Regions from separate parts of the Mus musculus genome. Here region 1 is linked to region 2. The links are chromatin loops, found by intact Hi-C in ENCODE. Cell type or tissue: left cerebral cortex. All regions are shown on one strand. Each heading gives the region's core, and the rest is flanking DNA. Links, peaks and the distances in the headings are about the cores only.

Region 1 (8,331 bases), core at 119-8,118, 49 kb before region 2:
ATGCCCTCTTTGAGAGTGTCTGAAGATAGCTACAGTGTAATACTTACATATAATAAATAAATAAATAAATCGAAAGGAAGAAAGAAAGAAAGAAAGAAAGAAAGAAAGAAAGAAAGAAAGAAAGAGAGAGAGAAAGAAGAAAGAAAGAAACCAGTTGTGGTCTTCTGAAAGAAAATGGCCCCTGTAGGCTCAAAGGGACTGGCACTATGAGGAGATGTGACCTGTTAGAGTGGGCGTGGAGCTTTGTTGGAGGAAGTAACTCTCAGCTCCCTCTGCAGCACCATGTCTGCTTGCAGGCCAACATACTTCTAGCTATGAGGATAACGAATGAAAAACTTCAGGATCTGTAAGTCAGTCCAAATTAAATGCTTTTCTTTCTAAGCATCCCTATGGTGTCGCTACAGAATAATAGAAACCCTAAGACAACAGAGAGAAAGAAAACATGAGAACAATAGAAAAAAATCAATAAGACAAAAAATTATATTGTTGAAAATATTATGAAAATTGATAAACATCTAGTAAGACCAACAAAAGCAGAAAGAAGGCATGGATCACAGTTCACACCAACAAAATAGGCCTGGGGGGTGGTGGTACACACACTCCTTTAACCTGAGCACTCACGATGCAAGGACAGCAAATCTCAGGGTTCGAGGACAGCCTGGTCTATAAAGTGATTTCCAGGACAGCTAGAGCTGTTATACAGAGAAACCCTGTCTCCAGAAATGAGGAGGGTGGGCAATAAAGAAGCACTTACCACAAACCCTTAGCTCTCTCATAATTACAGTGGAAGGGACCTATCAGCTTTAAAAAAGGTCCAATCAACTTCTCTAAAACCAAAACGGAGCAAAGGAATCTAACTAGTCCTGTAATAAGTAAAGAATCATATTACTAGCATAACAGATTCCAAAAATGAATTGCCTGGGTCCTGATAATTTTATTGGAAAATTCTGTGAGATGTTTTTTTTTTTAAATGCATGCCAAAGATACATGATGCATTCCAAGAACCAAGACAGAGTTTGTTAGTCAGGTTCTCTGGCAAAATATACGTTATATAACTCTGTCTGTCTGTCTCTTTCCCCATATATGCATACATATCATTTGTATCTTTAAAAACTAGGGGTTTCTTTGTTTGTTTGATTTGGTTTGGTGTGATTTTTTGGCTTGTTTGTTTGTTTGAGACAGGGTCTATCTATAATTCTGATTGTCCTGGAATTCTATGTAGCCTTGCCTTGAACTCAGAAATATCCATATGACCCTGAATCCTAATATTACAGGTGTCTACCACCATGCTGGGCCAACTTCACCTATCATTTTAAAAGATGTATTAGGTTGGCTGACACCACAGCAGGTTGGACACCCCTACAATTGTCATCCCCATGCTGAAGGGACAAAGGACTCAGTGAGTGGCTCTGGCCACCAATCCAGTACCTTCAGGACAACAGGGAGCAGTAAGTCAGCCTCATTCAAAGGCTGAGGGCCAGGAGGTTGCCTCCACAGCCCTTAGTGGGAGTCTGCAGGAAAGGCCAGGGACCTGGTGACTGAGGTCCTCAAACCAAGGCAGCACACACAGGGTCATTTGCTCAGGAGAAGTGGCCTCCACATGTGCCATCTGCCTCCCTCTTCCTTCCACCTCAGCTTGGGGCCTACTGGACAGAGCCAGCCCCAGTCAGGGTGGGTCTTCACCCAACTCAATCACTGACTCAAGCACCAGGCACTCTAGAAACAGCCTCACAGACACACCCACAGGCCCCCTTACTCTCCCCAGGGCAACTCTCAAGTCAATCCAGGTGACAGCCAAGAATAGTCAGTACAGGAAGGAACATCACAGTGTCCTTTATGTGTCCAGTACTGCCTTCTCTCCAAAACCAGCTGAAACCAGTAAGACAAAGGGCAGAGAGAACGTATCTATGACATTCTCATGAACTTAAGCACAGAAGCCTTCTGAAAAACCCTAGCAAACAGAGTTCAGTGATAGCGATCCATGACAAGGTTGGGTTAATTCAAGGTAGACAAGGAAGGCTTGTTTATAATCCAAAACCGATCAGCATACTCTGCCACATAAGGAACTTTCAAAAGCTCCTGGCAGGACCCAGCACTCTTTGTGATCAAAGCTCTCAGCAACTTAACTGAGTAGCATTGGATAGAGAGCATCCATGACAAGCTCACAACAGGTTTCATCTCAGATCTGGAAGAAAGAACAAGGGGGAGAAATCAGGCTCCCTGCTCTGAACACTCAGCGTTTAGGATGGGAAGTGTCTAGTTATTGGCTTTAAGGAGACGTGGCTCAATGAGATCCACGAAGGGATCAGGAACTCAGCCACAGAGACTCGCTCACCCCATGTTAGACAAAGATAGGGAATCAGTTCAACGGAAGAAGTGCAGAAATATCAAATCCCACTCTCTTCTATCAAACACTATAAACTCCTGTTTAGAACAAGGGATTCCGATATTTTTGTTTCCATCACCTTGTAAGAGTTTGATGCAAGTGTTTGAATCCCTCCACCCAGGAAAACCTTGGTTTACACAAGGCCTCCTACTGCATTCCAGGAAGCTGATGGCTGATGGCAGTGACACCCTTCCCTTTTTTACCTTCATTTCCCACTCACCAAATCTTTTCAGACTAGCCAATTAAATGCTAGAGTGAGGCCTGACCTCAGTCAACTGGGAAAAGATCCAGTCACCACCTGAGTTAGACAAACCGAATGCACACACTGCCTCTGTGTCTCTTCTGAGTGCATCCTCTGGATCAAAAGGCATGTTTGTCTTGGAATGAGGGTCTCTTTCTTTGCAACCCTGAAATTATTTCTCGCAGAAAAAGGCATGTTTGTCTTGGAATGAGGGTCTCTTTCTTTGCAACCCTGAAATTATTTCTCGCAGAAGGATTATTATTTAAAAAACAAAAAACACTGTTGAAGCAGCTAAAACAGACACACACACAACAAAACATTAACCTAAGCCTCACATCTTACACAAATCTTACCCACAGAGCATCATAAACTTAAACAGAAAAGTACTAACATCCAGAGAAGCAAGGCAAGGTCTAGAGAGCTGTCTCCTTTGCTTCAGTGCCTGCTGCAAAACCATGGAGACCCGGGTTCAGACCCTCAGCATCCCTGGAAAAGCTGGGACCCTGTGTTGTGCAAAATTGACTCCAAGGTTCAGAGGTTGACTGAATAAGCCCTGTCACCCTCAGAAATGCAGAAGGGGGAGGAGCAAGCTTCACTCTTCCAGAAGTCCACAGAAGGTCATGTGAATTGGGAGGACAAAGAACCTTTCTAGAGACTCCCACATCTGAGAGAGGTCCATCACTCTGACAAGGACCAGAGGGACCAAAAGGGAAGGGCTCATTTTGGAGCCTAGAGAGGTTCCCAGTGTGGTTCTCTGGCTGCCTTAGTTTAGGCCTGAGGTGAGAGCATCGTGGTAATGAAGATTGTGGAGAAAGGAACTGTTCAACTCATGCCTACCAGGGAGCAAAGAGAGTGACAGAAAGAAGGGGGTGTCTTTCTTGGAACAGCCATGATAACTAGTCCCCTATTCAGGCCCCTCTATCTGAAGTTCCACCATCTCCCAGGGTCTGTTCTGACTGTGACTCCGTGGATGGATTAGCCCACGGCCTCACCACTAAGGCGGCTGCATGACTGTGTGAGCTTCCTGGGTACTTTCCTCCACGGCACACTCCTCACTTTCCATCCTGAGTTCGTGGAAAACCAAGGTTTGCTTGTTTCTTTGTTTGTTTTTGCTTCAGCAAAGCAGGGACTCATCACATTGTTCTCTGGAGCAAGTGTTTGTAAGTACAGTCTAAAGTCCTGTGTGGCTGCAGGACACATCGAAAATACCAAATTCAGTCTTGCACTGAGTGTGAGTCCATGGATTTCTAGCAGTTTCTAACAGCCAAGGGTTGAGAAAGCTGGCAGACACTGGGTTAATAATGGTCATTACCGAATTTTTTGCAATGGCCCTTTGACAACTTATCATGAAAAATATTATTGTCAGTCAATGTGCTAATAACAAGGAAGACAGGAAGACTTCAAGCTTGAGAGAGAGACAAAGACAGGGAAAGACAGGGAGACAGGGCGACAGGGAGAGACAGGGAGAAACAGAGAAAGACAGACACTCACACACAGGGCAGTGCGGCAAAAGCCATGGAGCAGAGAAGGATCCATGTTGCAAGACACTAGAACTGAAATATGGCAGGCTCTCCTTTCAGGACAGGACAGTCCTGATGAGGAGGACGGAGACTGTGAAGACTCACCTGTCCTCAGGTCTGTGCCCGACTCCTTCGTCAGTCTCTGGTACCCACCCTAGGGACAGAAGAGCGACATCCCTGAGCATCAGCATAAAGCACATTTCTGTCATCTGGAGGGAGTGGCAGAGAACATCTCCCCCGTGTGACATGACTGAGGCAGATTTCCAATAGGACTGGAATGGTGGAGGAAAGAGAGGAGGCCCACTTTGAGACCCACTTTGGGAACCCACAGGGCCATAGAAAGCTCCAGAAAGCCTGTGGCTCTTCCATTTGAGAACCTGCACTCACCTACAAAGCACATTGAGGTACACCTGTGTCATAAAATGTCCCTTAATTCTCGTGAAAGCAAAGGGTGGGCTCAGCAGCCTCAGACTAGTTTTCTTGTGTCCCGCTTTGTAGATATTTAATGATATTGCCTTTTGAGTTGTTTTGTAGCAAAACTTTTTAGAGCAGGAGTTCTCCGTGAATGATGCTTTCACAGGCATTGCCTAAGACCATCAGAAAACACAGATATTGATGAAATGATTCAAAATTACAGTTATGAGGTAGCAATGAAAATTATTTTATGCTTGGGGTCACCACAGCTTGAGGAACTGTTAAAAGTTGCAGCATTAGGACGGTTTGAGGAGCATTGTTTTATGTCTTAGAGCCTGGGCATTCCCTGGCTTCTACCATTTACTAGGCAGACCATCAGAGGTGGGCAACCTCCCAGCAGTGCTCAGAAGACCTGATGCCCAGGTGCCTATTGCAGGGCTTCCTAAGTCTTTGCCTCGAGTCCTTCCTTCTCATCTGAGAAATGTTTACATGACCACAGATGTTTCATTTCCTGTGGCTGTGGTAAAACACCCTGACAAATCAACTTAGGGGAAACGGGCTTATTTATACTCGGTTGCAGATTACAGTCCATCATGGGGGAGTAGAAGCTTGGGAGAGCTGGCCACACTTCTGCAGTCAAGAGTAGAGAGCAGTGAGTTCAGGTTTGCATGCCCACTACTGCCCCTTCATACAATCCGGGACCCAAACTCAGGGAGGAAAAGTGTCTCCCACTGTTAGGGCCCCCACATCTATTAAGGTTATCAGTATCCTCTCCACACAGACCTGTACACACGATATCTCATCTAGGCAATCCCTGGTTGACACCCTCTTCTCAGATGACTCTAGATTGTGTCAACTTGATATTCAAACTAAAGCTCACGCTAGGTACAGAGATCTATAAAACAGGTGGGTAAAGCAAACACTTACTGATAGTAGATCATAAATAATTTCTTTTCAACAACTCTTTGGTGTGCATGTAATTGTGCTGTTTATTAAAGCTGAATACAAATGTTTGACCTGTGAGATAGATGTGCTGTTTGTCTGACACAACCCAATCTAACCTTAGACATCTCTGATAGCTACACACTGTATAGTCAGGTCCTCCAGAGGAACACACGAATAGGATGAGTATAGGGGTTAAAAGAATTTATCTGGGGACAGAGAGATGGCTCTGTAGTTAAGAGCACTGGCTGCTCTTCCAGAGGACCTGGGTGATTTCCAGCACTCACATAGTAACTCACCACCATCCCTAACTGTAGTTCCCGACAATCTGCCACCCTCTTCTGGCCTCCACATACACTGTACACTGTACACAGCACAGATATACAAGCAAGGGAAACACCCATACGCATAAAGCACAAATAAAGTTACATTTTTACAATGAATTTATTAAATCGGCTTACATTAAATATTAACAACCGTGTCTCATACCTGAGAGGAAGAGAACTTGGTGGTCTCTAGGATCTTGGGGCAGGGAGCCTCAGCAGTGGGAGGAGCCTGTTCTCCTCCTCCCCACCCCCACCCCCAGCTGTGTGTCACTGGAGAAACCAACATCTGGTAGTTTTTCAGTCCACAAAGAGGGATGTTTCAACAATCCCTGTCCTACACCAAATGCATGGAAGGTTCCTGGAAGCCACTGGTCCTCACTCAACAACTGGAGTCTGTTAACGCTGGTTCTGATAGCAAGAAGGAGGCAGCAGCAGTAGGGGGATGGAGGCTGTACAGAAGCAGAGGATGGGTGAGCAGCCTTCCCTCTGTTCTGTTCATCTGCCTTGCTAGCACAAAGCACCACCCTCTGCAGGCCTGCCTCAGCAGGACAGTCAGGACTGTTTCAAGCGAGGATCCTTGCTCAGGTGAGTCTCAGTGTTCCAAACTGATCCTAAACCAACCATCACCCAACTCGGTGGGACGATGTAAGAAGATATCACAAGTCTTTGTTGTCTGTGACTGAACCATTGTGTTTCTATAAGAGCAGAAAACATTAGACACACAGTAAGAAATCACGGCGATTCCTAGCACATAATAATCTCAGATCTGATCTGGGGTGTTCTCGGCAGCATGCAACAGAGCAGAGCGGTCCATGCACTGTGAAATGCGCATGCGTGTGCTCGGAGGCCGGCTGTAGTGAATATCCTTAATGCAACATGGGTCGACGCTGCAAGGAATATCTCCGACCCAGTGTAAGCTTGGTTCCATACAAACTCTGTGGCTGTTACAGTCCCACAACTTTTACTGTTGCCAGATTTTACACAGCCTCCTCTTTCACGTGACATTACCCACAGTTTGAGGAACTTTCTTGAGTTGACGAAAAAGGAGAGGATCCTTACAGAACATGATAATGAACTTGGCACCGAAGGTTGGAACACAGACTGGGGCAACTTTCATAGGGTTGTCACTAAGACAAGCCCGTCATCCTGAGAGGCAGTGAGCCAGGGCTTCAGGGGGAACTGTGAGGAGTGGTCCTTAAGTAACCTCTCCCAGTGCCAGGAGAACAGCCCCAAGTCCCTCAAAGACACACAGTTTGCTTCCCTGGCTGCTGAGAAGTTTCAGTTCTTCCCTGGTGTATGTAATAAGGATGCAGGACATCCTCCGTCACCCACTGACCCACGATGGAGGAAAGAAAGGATGCCCAAGTGTCCTTGGCTGAGCATCTCTGGCTGCACCTTCAAGTCTGAAAATCCTTCCTGTGCTCCTGCTGGATTCTGGTCTCTTTAACTTGAATGTCAAGGAAGTCCCCTCACAGCATTCACCTAGCTTGTCCGGGGACACCCTCAGAAGCAGGCTTGTGGCATGTTTCTCTGTTTGCTTTTTGTTATTTTTCTTCATGTGCATGGGTGTTTTTTCTGCATGTATGTTTTTGTACCACACATGTACCTGGTGTACAAAGAGGTAAAAGAAGTCATATGTGGTTGTGAGCCACCATGTGGGTGCTGCGAACGAATGTGAGTCCTCTGTAAGAGCAGCCAGTTCTCTTGACCACTGAACCATCTCTCCAGACCATCAGTAGCTCTTTACTTACTTTTATTTTAATCTACACAACAGTTCAGATTATTCTTCCAATATTGTATTTCAGGAAAAAAATACTAGTTTATTTAAATGATCTAGACTTAAAGGGAATTTAAATTACATGTAGGACCCAGAGAGTCTTTCAGCTATTGCCTCTTCTTCTTCTTCTTCTTCTTCTTCTTCTTCTTCTTCTTCTTCTTCTTCTTCTTCTTCTTCTTCTTCTTCTTCTTCTTCTTTGTCTTCTTCTTCTTCTTCTTGGATATTTTCTTTATTTACATTTCAAACGTTTTCCTCTTTCCAGGTCTCTCCTCCAGAAACTTCCTGTCTTAGTCAGGGTTTCTATTCCTGCACAAACATCATGATCAAGAAGCAAGTTGGGGAGGAAAGGGTTTATTTGGTTTACACTTCCATACTGCTGTTCATCACCAAAGGAAGTCAGGACTGGAACTCAAGCAGGTCAGGAAGCAAAAGCTGATTCAGAGGCCATGGAGGGATGTTCTTTACTGGCTTGCCTCACCTGGCTTGCTCAGCCTGCTCTCTTATAGAACCCAAGACTACCAACCCAGAGATGGTCCCACCCACAAGGGGCCTTTCCCCCTTGATCACTAATTGAGAAAATGCCTTACAGTTGGATCTCATGGAGGCATTTCCTCAACTGAAGCTCCTTTCTCTGTGATAACTCCAGCTGTGTCAAGTTGACACAAAACTAGCCAGTACACCTCCTATCCCATCCCCCCTCCCTACTATCACTATGAGGGTGCTCC
Region 2 (8,331 bases), core at 74-8,073:
TGAATATCAAACTTGGAGATTTGATCAGAACTTCGTCTTGGCTTCATGTTTCTCTCCATCCCTGCCCTCTTCATTGCCAGCCCTTCCTTCAGGTGAGCCCTGCTGGCCAGTAAGCTACTGGATAGCTACAGTTGTGTTATGAACGTTCACTACAGCCTTGCTTCTGAGCACATGCATGCACACTTCGCAGTGCATGGACTGCTCTGCTCTGTTGCATGCTGCTGAGAACGCCACACACAGATCAGACCTGAGACTATTATGTGCTAGGAATCGCCGTGATTTCTTACTGTGCATCTAATGTTTTCTGCTCTTATGGAAACATAATGGTTCAGTCACAGACAACAAAGACTTGTGATATCTTCTTACGTCGTCCCACCGAGTTGGGTGATGGCTGGTTTAGTATGAGTTTGGAACACTGAGACTCACCTGAGCAAGGATCCTCGCTTGAAACAGTCCTGACTGTCCTGCTGAGGCAGGCCTGCAGAGGTCGGTGCTTTGTGCTAGCAAGGCAGATGAACAGAACAGAGGGAAGGCTGCTCACCCATCCTCTGCTTCTGTACAGCCTCCATCCCCCTACTGCTGCTGCCTCCTTCTTGCTATCAGAACCAGCGTTAACAGACTCCAGTTGTTGAGTGAGGACCAGTGGCTTCCAGGAACCTTCCATGCATTTGGTGTAGGACAGGGATTGTTGAAACATCCCTCTTTGTGGACTGAAAAACTACCAGATGTTGGTTTCTCCAGTGACACACAGCTGGGGGTGGGGGTGGGGAGGAGGAGAACAGGCTCCTCCCACTGCTGAGGCTCCCTGCCCCAAGATCCTAGAGACCACCAAGTTCTCTTCCTCTCAGGTATGAGACACGGTTGTTAATTTTTTTTTTCGAGACAGGGTTTCTCTGTTTAGCCCTTGCTGTCCTGGAACTCACTTTGTAGATCAGGCTGGCCTCGAACTCAGAAATCTGCCTGCCTCTGCCTCCCGAGTGCTGGGATTAAAGGCGTGTGCCACCACTGCCCGGTTTGTGACTTTTATTTGTGCTTTATGTGTATGGGTGTTTCCCTTGCTTGTATATCTGTGCTGTGTGCATACTATGAGGAGCTTTGGGGGCAGCTTGGCAGGAATCTGACTTTGGCCATGGACAAGGAAATGGACTTCAGGCAGGAATCTAATTTTAGGCTAGAAAGAGAAAGTAAGTTCAGACAGGAATCTATTTTTAGGGTAGAACAAAAAAGGAGGCTCAGATGTTTTGATCAACCTGAGGAGACCTTAGAAACAGCTATCATGGGAGTGATCAGGGTACTTTGTTTATTACCTTTAAAGGCGGATTGGGAGCTGGGCGGTGGTGGTGGCGGAGGCGTACGCCTTTAATGCCATCACTCAGGAGGCAGAGGCAGGTGGATTTCTGAGTTCGAGGCCAGCCTGGTCTACAGAGTGAGCTCTAGGACAGCCAGAGCTTTACAGAGAAACCCTGTCTCCAAAAAAAAAAAAAAAAAAAAAAAAAAACCAAGCAGATTGGGAAAAAATAAACCTGCCTCAGCCTCAGAACTAGCTGGGACCATACTATAATGTTGTCTAATTGTGTTTTTTTCTTTTTAATCCTCACTCCTGGGCTGGAGAACCTGTTGACTGACTGAGCTGACGTGGTCAGTGCACAATGTATGTGGAGGCCAGAAAAGGATGGCAGACTGTCTGGAACTAGAGTTAGGGACGGTGGTGAACACCATGTGGGTGCTGGGAATCAAAACCCAAGTCCTCTGGAAGAGCAGCCAGTGCTCTTAACTACAGAGCCATCTCTCCGTCCCCAGATAAATTCTTTTAACCCCTATACTCATCCTATCCGTGTGTTCCTCTGGAGGACCTGACTATACAGTGTGTAGCTATCAGAGATGTCTAAGGTTAGATTGGGTTGTGTCAGACAAACAGCACATCTATCTCACAGGTACAAACATTTGTATTCAGCTTTAATAAACAGCACAATTACGTGCACACCAAAGAGTTGTTTAAAAGAAATTATTTATGATCTACTGTCAGTAAGTGTTTGCTTTACCTACCTGTTTTATAGATCTCTGTACCTAGCGTGAGCTTTAGTTTGAATATCAAGTTGACACAATCTAGAGTCATCTGAGAAGAGGGTGTCAACCAGGGATTGCCTAGATGAGATATTGTGTGTACAGGTCTGTGTGGAGAGGATACTGATAACCTTAATAGATGTGGGGGCCCTAACAGTGGGAGACACTTTTCCTCCCTGAGTTTGGGTCCCGGATTGTATGAAGAGGCAGTAGTGGGCATGCAAACCTGAACTCACTGCTCTCTACTCTTGACTGCAGAAGTGTGGCCAGCTCTCCCAAGCTTCTACTCCCCCATGATGGACTGTAATCTGCAACCGAGTATAAATAAGCCCGTTTCCCCTAAGTTGATTTGTCAGGGTGTTTTACCACAGCCACAGGAAATGAAACATCTGTGGTCATGTAAACATTTCTCAGATGAGAAGGAAGGACTCGAGGCAAAGACTTAGGAAGCCCTGCAATAGGCACCTGGGCATCAGGTCTTCTGAGCACTGCTGGGAGGTTGCCCACCTCTGATGGTCTGCCTAGTAAATGGTAGAAGCCAGAAGTGGGCCTCCAGGTTAGGAACTGGCTGGGATCCACAGCGTGTGGATTACTTGAGATGGTGGGAACTGAGCTAGCTTGAAAGAGCACAAACCCTGCATGAACGCTCCTGGATTCTCTTAAAGGAATTTTGAGAATCTCCTCAGTCTTTCTTTTCTCTTCTCTGTTTTCAACCTCAGAGAATGAGTCAGGGTTCTCTGGAGCCATGCACATCCCAAGCCCCACTCTCTTTCCTCCACCATCCAGTCCTACTGGCAATCTGCCTCAGTCATGCCACACGGGGGAGATGTTCTCTGCCACCCCCTCCAGATGACAGAAATGTGCTTTATGCTGATGCTCAGGGATGTGATTCTTCTGTCCCTAGGGTGGGTACCAGAGACTAAGGAGTCGGGCACAGACCTGAGGACAGGTGAGTCTTCACAGTCTCCGTCCTCCTCATCAGGACTGTGATCATTATTCAGTAGTGACCATTATTAACCCAATTCCTGCCAGCTTTCTCAATCCTTGGCTGTTAGAAACTGCTAGAAATAACCAAGGACTCATGCCCAGTGCAAGACTGAATTTGGTATTTCCATGTGTCCTGCAGCCACACAGGACTTTAGACTGAACTTACAAACACTTGCTCCAGAGAACAGTGTGATGAGTTCCTACTTTGCTGAGGGAAGAACAAAGAAAAAAACAGACCTTGCTTTTCCAAGAACTCAGGAGGAAAGTGAGGTGAGAGAGTCAGAGTCAGAACAGACCCCTGGAGATGGTGGAACTTCAGACAGTGGGGCCTGAATAGGGAGCTGCTGTGATTTGCTTTGCTATCAGCTGAGGTTATGTACACTCAATGAGGAGCACAGTGTTTGGCTTACAGGCCATTACATGGAGCATCTCATACCCCAGTGATAAACATTAACAAGTTATCTTGAAACCAAAACTATCAAACAGGAAGCAGTTCTTGAGAAATATCTTGACACCCAGACAGTGGTCAGCCTATTCTTAGAATTTTGCCAGCCGAGGCTTACAAAATACAGTCAGAAGATTAACTTTAACTTATACCAACTTCACAATTCTATGGGCCTTCTGGCTGAAAGACCCCCCCCTCCCCCGTTTCTGGGGAGACCCTCGCTCTAGTCCCGGGATGAGCCAATGCCCCAATACTTGAGAGAAACCGTTCTTGATGCAATATTGCATGAGGTTTATTCAAATATTATCAGCATACTGAGGCTGAGCTTGTAACCCACACCGGGGCAGAGGAGATCAACCCCCAGTAATTGCAGTCCAGGGTTTTTAAAGAATGAATTGTAAAGTGAGGGAAGGATAGGTTAAACATCGTAAAAAAAAAAAAAAAAAAAAAAACAACAACGGGGGGGGGGGGGGGGGGGGAATGGTGAATTACAGCTCTCTCCCAAAAAGTGAGGGGAGGGTTAGATCACAGAGGCTGGGGAAGTTGTGTAAACATTGTAAAAACCAGGGATGGTGAATTACAGCTCACCTCTCTGGGAAAGTGAGGGGAAGATTAGATAACAGAGACAGACAGGGGAGGTTGTGTGAAACATTCTTGGTCCCTTTCCACAAAGGGTCAAATGCCTGGGTGGGTCACCCAGCAGTCACCTTTCTTTCAGGCTGAGGAGAAAAGAACAAAGAACCCCATGCTGGGCTTCATTTCTAGGGGCCTAAGAAACACATAGGAGTTGGGGTCTTACATGGCCAATTTGGAAATTTTGTGACTGCTTCTATCAAACCCTCTTTAGAGAACAGGCCCTTATATTTTCTCCAATAGCTATGTATTTGCCTTATGATTGCTCTCTGACCTCTGTTTGTCATCACACACCAAGGAGGCCTTGCTCTCTGGCAAGTCACTCCATAAAATTTAATGTATAGTATAAAATTCTCTCTCCATTAATATTTAGCCATCTATCTTCATTCTCATCATAGGCCCCTGTATAAGGTAAAGGTCCTGCAGTTATTCTTAACTTATAGGGTTCCCTGTATATAGGAGGGGCCCACCATCTGCCTCTAATTACTGCTTCCTTCCACAACTATTCTTACAGGAATGCCTAGCTCATTCTTAATAAACTCTTGCTCATCCTGAATGGGACTTTTAGGCCCCCTTCAAGCTTGAACTCTATGACTATCATCAACTTCATCTGCATTTTCTACAAACGATTCCTGTTGCTGCAATGCATTCATCACATCCCCAAATGTTCCATCCTTGATCAATCAAGGTAGTAATGATTTTTTATCAGAATCAGCAATAAGGACCAAGAAGGCCATGAGGAAGAAGGAAGAAACACAGATCACCCCACCGCAAAGAGCAATTGCTGAGCCTGTGCAAGTTTTACGGCTCCGTGCCAGTAACCTCCGGGAGACTGGGTTCCGGGGAACACCCGTCTCAGGTCTGAACATACTTTGTGCTGCATGTCACACAGACTCCACCGGAGTTGGTGTGGCAGGGGTTGGTCCTAGAGAGACATCCCTACTTCTTGTCACTGTCTTTGCTCCCTTCTTCCACATTTCTTTGTTAGCCTCAAACATTGGAGGAGAACGGTCACTTCCCGGATTGAATAATTGAAACAAGCTTTATTAAGGATGCACTCTGGACTTGTCAGCTGTCTGTCTCATCTGAATTCGAGATGTGCAAGAGCAATGGGGCAAAACCATAAGGTTAACAGGAAACATCTGCTTTTATGGGGGCGGGGGGGGGGAATAATCGAATATGAGAAAAATGCTGCGTAAAATCAAGAATCTACATTAGGTTGGTGGGGAGTCACACCTCATGGGTTTGGTGGTCTTTGTTATGGGCCAAGTTGTGTTGGAAACATATTTGCATGGCAATGGGCAATCATTTATCACTGGGACCCTGAATTAAGTGTAGGTTGAAAACATGTTTTCCATACCTCATGTTTTACATGTTCTTAGCCAGAAATGGAAACCTGTTCTCTTGGTTTATGAGGACTTTCCGACAATGTGGGTCATCTTTTGGTTCCACAGTCCTCATCACTATGACTCTCTCAGCTCAGGCCTAAACTGAGGCAGCCAGAGAACCACACTGGGAACCTCTCTAGGCTCCAAAGTGAGCCTTTCCCTTTTGGTCCCTCTGGTCCTTGTCAGAGTGACGGACCTCTCTCAGACGTGGGGGTCTCTGGAAAGGTTCTTTGTCCTCCCAATTCACATGACCTTCTGTGGACTTCTGGAAGAGTGAAGCTTGCTCCTCCCCCTTCTGCATTTCTGAGGGTGACAGGGCTTATTCAGTCAACCTCTGAACCCTGGAGTCAATTTTGCACAACACAGGGTCCCAGCTTTTCCAGGGATGCTGAGGGTCTGAACCCAGGTCTCCATGGTTTTGCCGCAGGCACTGAAGCAAAGGAGACAGCTCTCTAGACCTTGCCTTGCTTCTCTGGATGTTAGCACTTTTCTATTTAAGTTTATGATGCTCTGTGGGTAAGATTTGTGTAAGATGTGAAACTTGGGTTAAAGTTTACTGTTTTGCCGGGCATGGTGGTACACACCTTTAATCCCAGCACTTGGGAGACAGAGGCAGGCAGATTTCAGAGTTCAAGGCCAGCCTGGTCTACAAAGTGAGTTCCAGGACAGCCAGGACCATACAGAGAAACCCTGTCTCGAAAACAAAACAAAACAAAACAAAACAAAACAAAAAGTTTACTGTTTTGTGTGTGGCTGTTTAGTTGCTTCAGGAATGTTTTTGTGTTGTTTTTAAATAATACTCCTTCTGTGAGAAATAATTTCAGGGTTGCAAAGTAAGAGACCCCGATTCCAACTGAATGTCTGAACAAGACAAGCATGTCTTTTGATCCAGAGGATGCACTCAGAAGAGACACAGAGGCAGTGTGTGCATTCGGTTTGTCTAACTCAGGTGGTGACTGGATCTTTTCCCAATTGGCTGGAGTCAGACCTCACTGTATTATTTAATTGGCTAGTCTGAAAAGATTTGGTGAATGGGAAATGAAGGAAAGGAAAGAGTTATTGTCAGGTCTGGTGAAAATTCAACACCCAGGTTTTCTTTTTTCCTTTTCTTTCTTTCTTCCTCCTCTTCCTCCTTTCCTCCTCCTCCTCCTCCTTCTTCGGTGGTTCTGCAGCTTTATTTGGCATTCAGCAGGTTAGTTCTCACCCACATTGACTGTAGATCTTTGAATGTGGAACAGGCACGTAAGAGTAAGTTACCAATGTGTAGAGCTTGTTTGGTGACTCCTCATCCCCATTATGTTTTCTGGACAAATGTACTCGGATGCAATAAGGAACATTCCTTATTCCCTCAGCCCAGAAGGCTTTATTGAGCCTGGTGTCAATGGGCACATCTGGAGTTCCCCATTCCTTCATGGTCTTTGAGTGCCCTAAGAGCACACTACTTGAAGCCTACTCCATGGATGTGCATGTGAACATTGATGGTGTATTCTTGGGTCACCATCTCGTTGATGGCAGAACTGCCCTTCATCTTGCCACCCTTCTTTGCTACTTATAATTTCACCAGCAAACTGACAGGTCACAGATATAGCACAGCCTTGGGAACTGATATTGTGACAGAGACTCTTCAGGTGAAAACCCTTCTCCTCTGTTTCCTCCTCCTCCTCCTTCCCCTTTTAAAAGATTGTCTATTTTATGTATGTCCATATGCTGTCACTGTCTTCAGACACACAAGAAGAGGGCATCGGATCCCATTACAGATGGTTGTAAGCCGCCATGTGGTTGCTGAAATTTGAATGAACTCAGGACCTCGGAAAGAGCAGAGGCAGCAGCTGCTTCTTCTTCTTCTTCTTCTTCTTCTTCTTCTTCTTCTTCTTCTTCTTCTTCTTCTTCTTCTCCTTCTCCTTCTCCTTCTTCTTCCTCCTCCTCCTCCTTCATCCTCCTCCTCCCCCTCCTCCTCCTCCTTCCTCCTCTTCCTCCTCCTCCTCCTCCTCCTCCTCCTCCTCCTCCCCCCCACTTCATCTCCTCCTCCTCCTTCTTTTTGGTTTTTCGAGACAGGGTTTCTCTGTGTAGCCCTGGCTGTCCTGGAACTCACTCTGTATACCAGGCTGGCCCTGAACTCAAATCTGCCTCCCTCTGCCTCCCAAGTGCTGGGATTAAAGGTGTGTGCCACCACTGCCCGGCAGTATCTGGTCTCTTTTTTTTTTGTTTCTGGTCTCTCTTAATAATACATTTCTGAGTCACACAGAAGGAAAGGGGCATGAATACATTTCTGAGTCACACAGAAGGAAAGGGGCATGAGGAGAAACAGAACACATCTGACCCTTGGCTTATCTTCAGTGATGGTCAAACCTCAGTGGATAGGTGGCTGACTTAAGATGTGGATACTCACAGTGTGGAGAGTCCTTGATGCAGCTTCAAGGATATTGGCAAGAATATTTACTTTTGGCTTGGAGGACAAGGGAGGAGGCTCAGATAAGAATAATGTACTGTGTTCCTTGTGTCTTGGTCATCCTGTTTATTGCCTTGTTTGACTACATTGTCTTTAATCTAAGAACTGACCTTAGATGACATAAAAGCAAGCTGGAGAAAAATAAACCCACATCAGCCCTGGTTGGGGTCGTGTTATAATGTTGTTTAATTGTCTTTTCTTTCTTTAACCTCCCTCCCTCCTTTGAGACCCCGATGACTGAGCTGGCTTCATGCAGAAGGAAAGGGGCGTGGGGAGAAGCAGAACACATCTACCCTTGGCTTATTTTCAATAATGATCAAGCCCCAGCAAATGTGAATGTGTGGCTGACTTAAGATGTAGATACT

Evidence for each region. A loop is a pair of places that touch in the nucleus more often than their neighbours do. Peaks named below come from ENCODE experiments on the same cell type or tissue, not always from the same donor. Only the 100,000 strongest peaks of a DNase experiment are listed, where the experiment ranks them.
Region 1: a loop joins it to region 2, with 4 times the contacts of the local background. A loop is called at or near these places in 20 of 42 quality-filtered maps.

What each region holds. Positions count from the first base shown.
Region 1 is chr7:75,832,180-75,840,510 of GRCm38, reverse strand. It overlaps Gm51489 (a long non-coding RNA gene), which reads right to left. Exons shown (of 3, transcript XR_003946804.1): 2 at 4,253-4,301. Among named protein-coding and RNA genes, the nearest start is that of Klhl25, 12 kb to the left of the region's middle. In left cerebral cortex, for the core only: no CTCF peak of the experiment used is centred there; no DNase peak of the experiment used is centred there.
Region 2 is chr7:75,782,765-75,791,095 of GRCm38, reverse strand. No RefSeq gene overlaps it. Among named protein-coding and RNA genes, the nearest start is that of AU020206, 4.8 kb to the right of the region's middle. In left cerebral cortex, for the core only: no CTCF peak of the experiment used is centred there; DNase peaks (open chromatin) are centred at 2,851 and 5,022.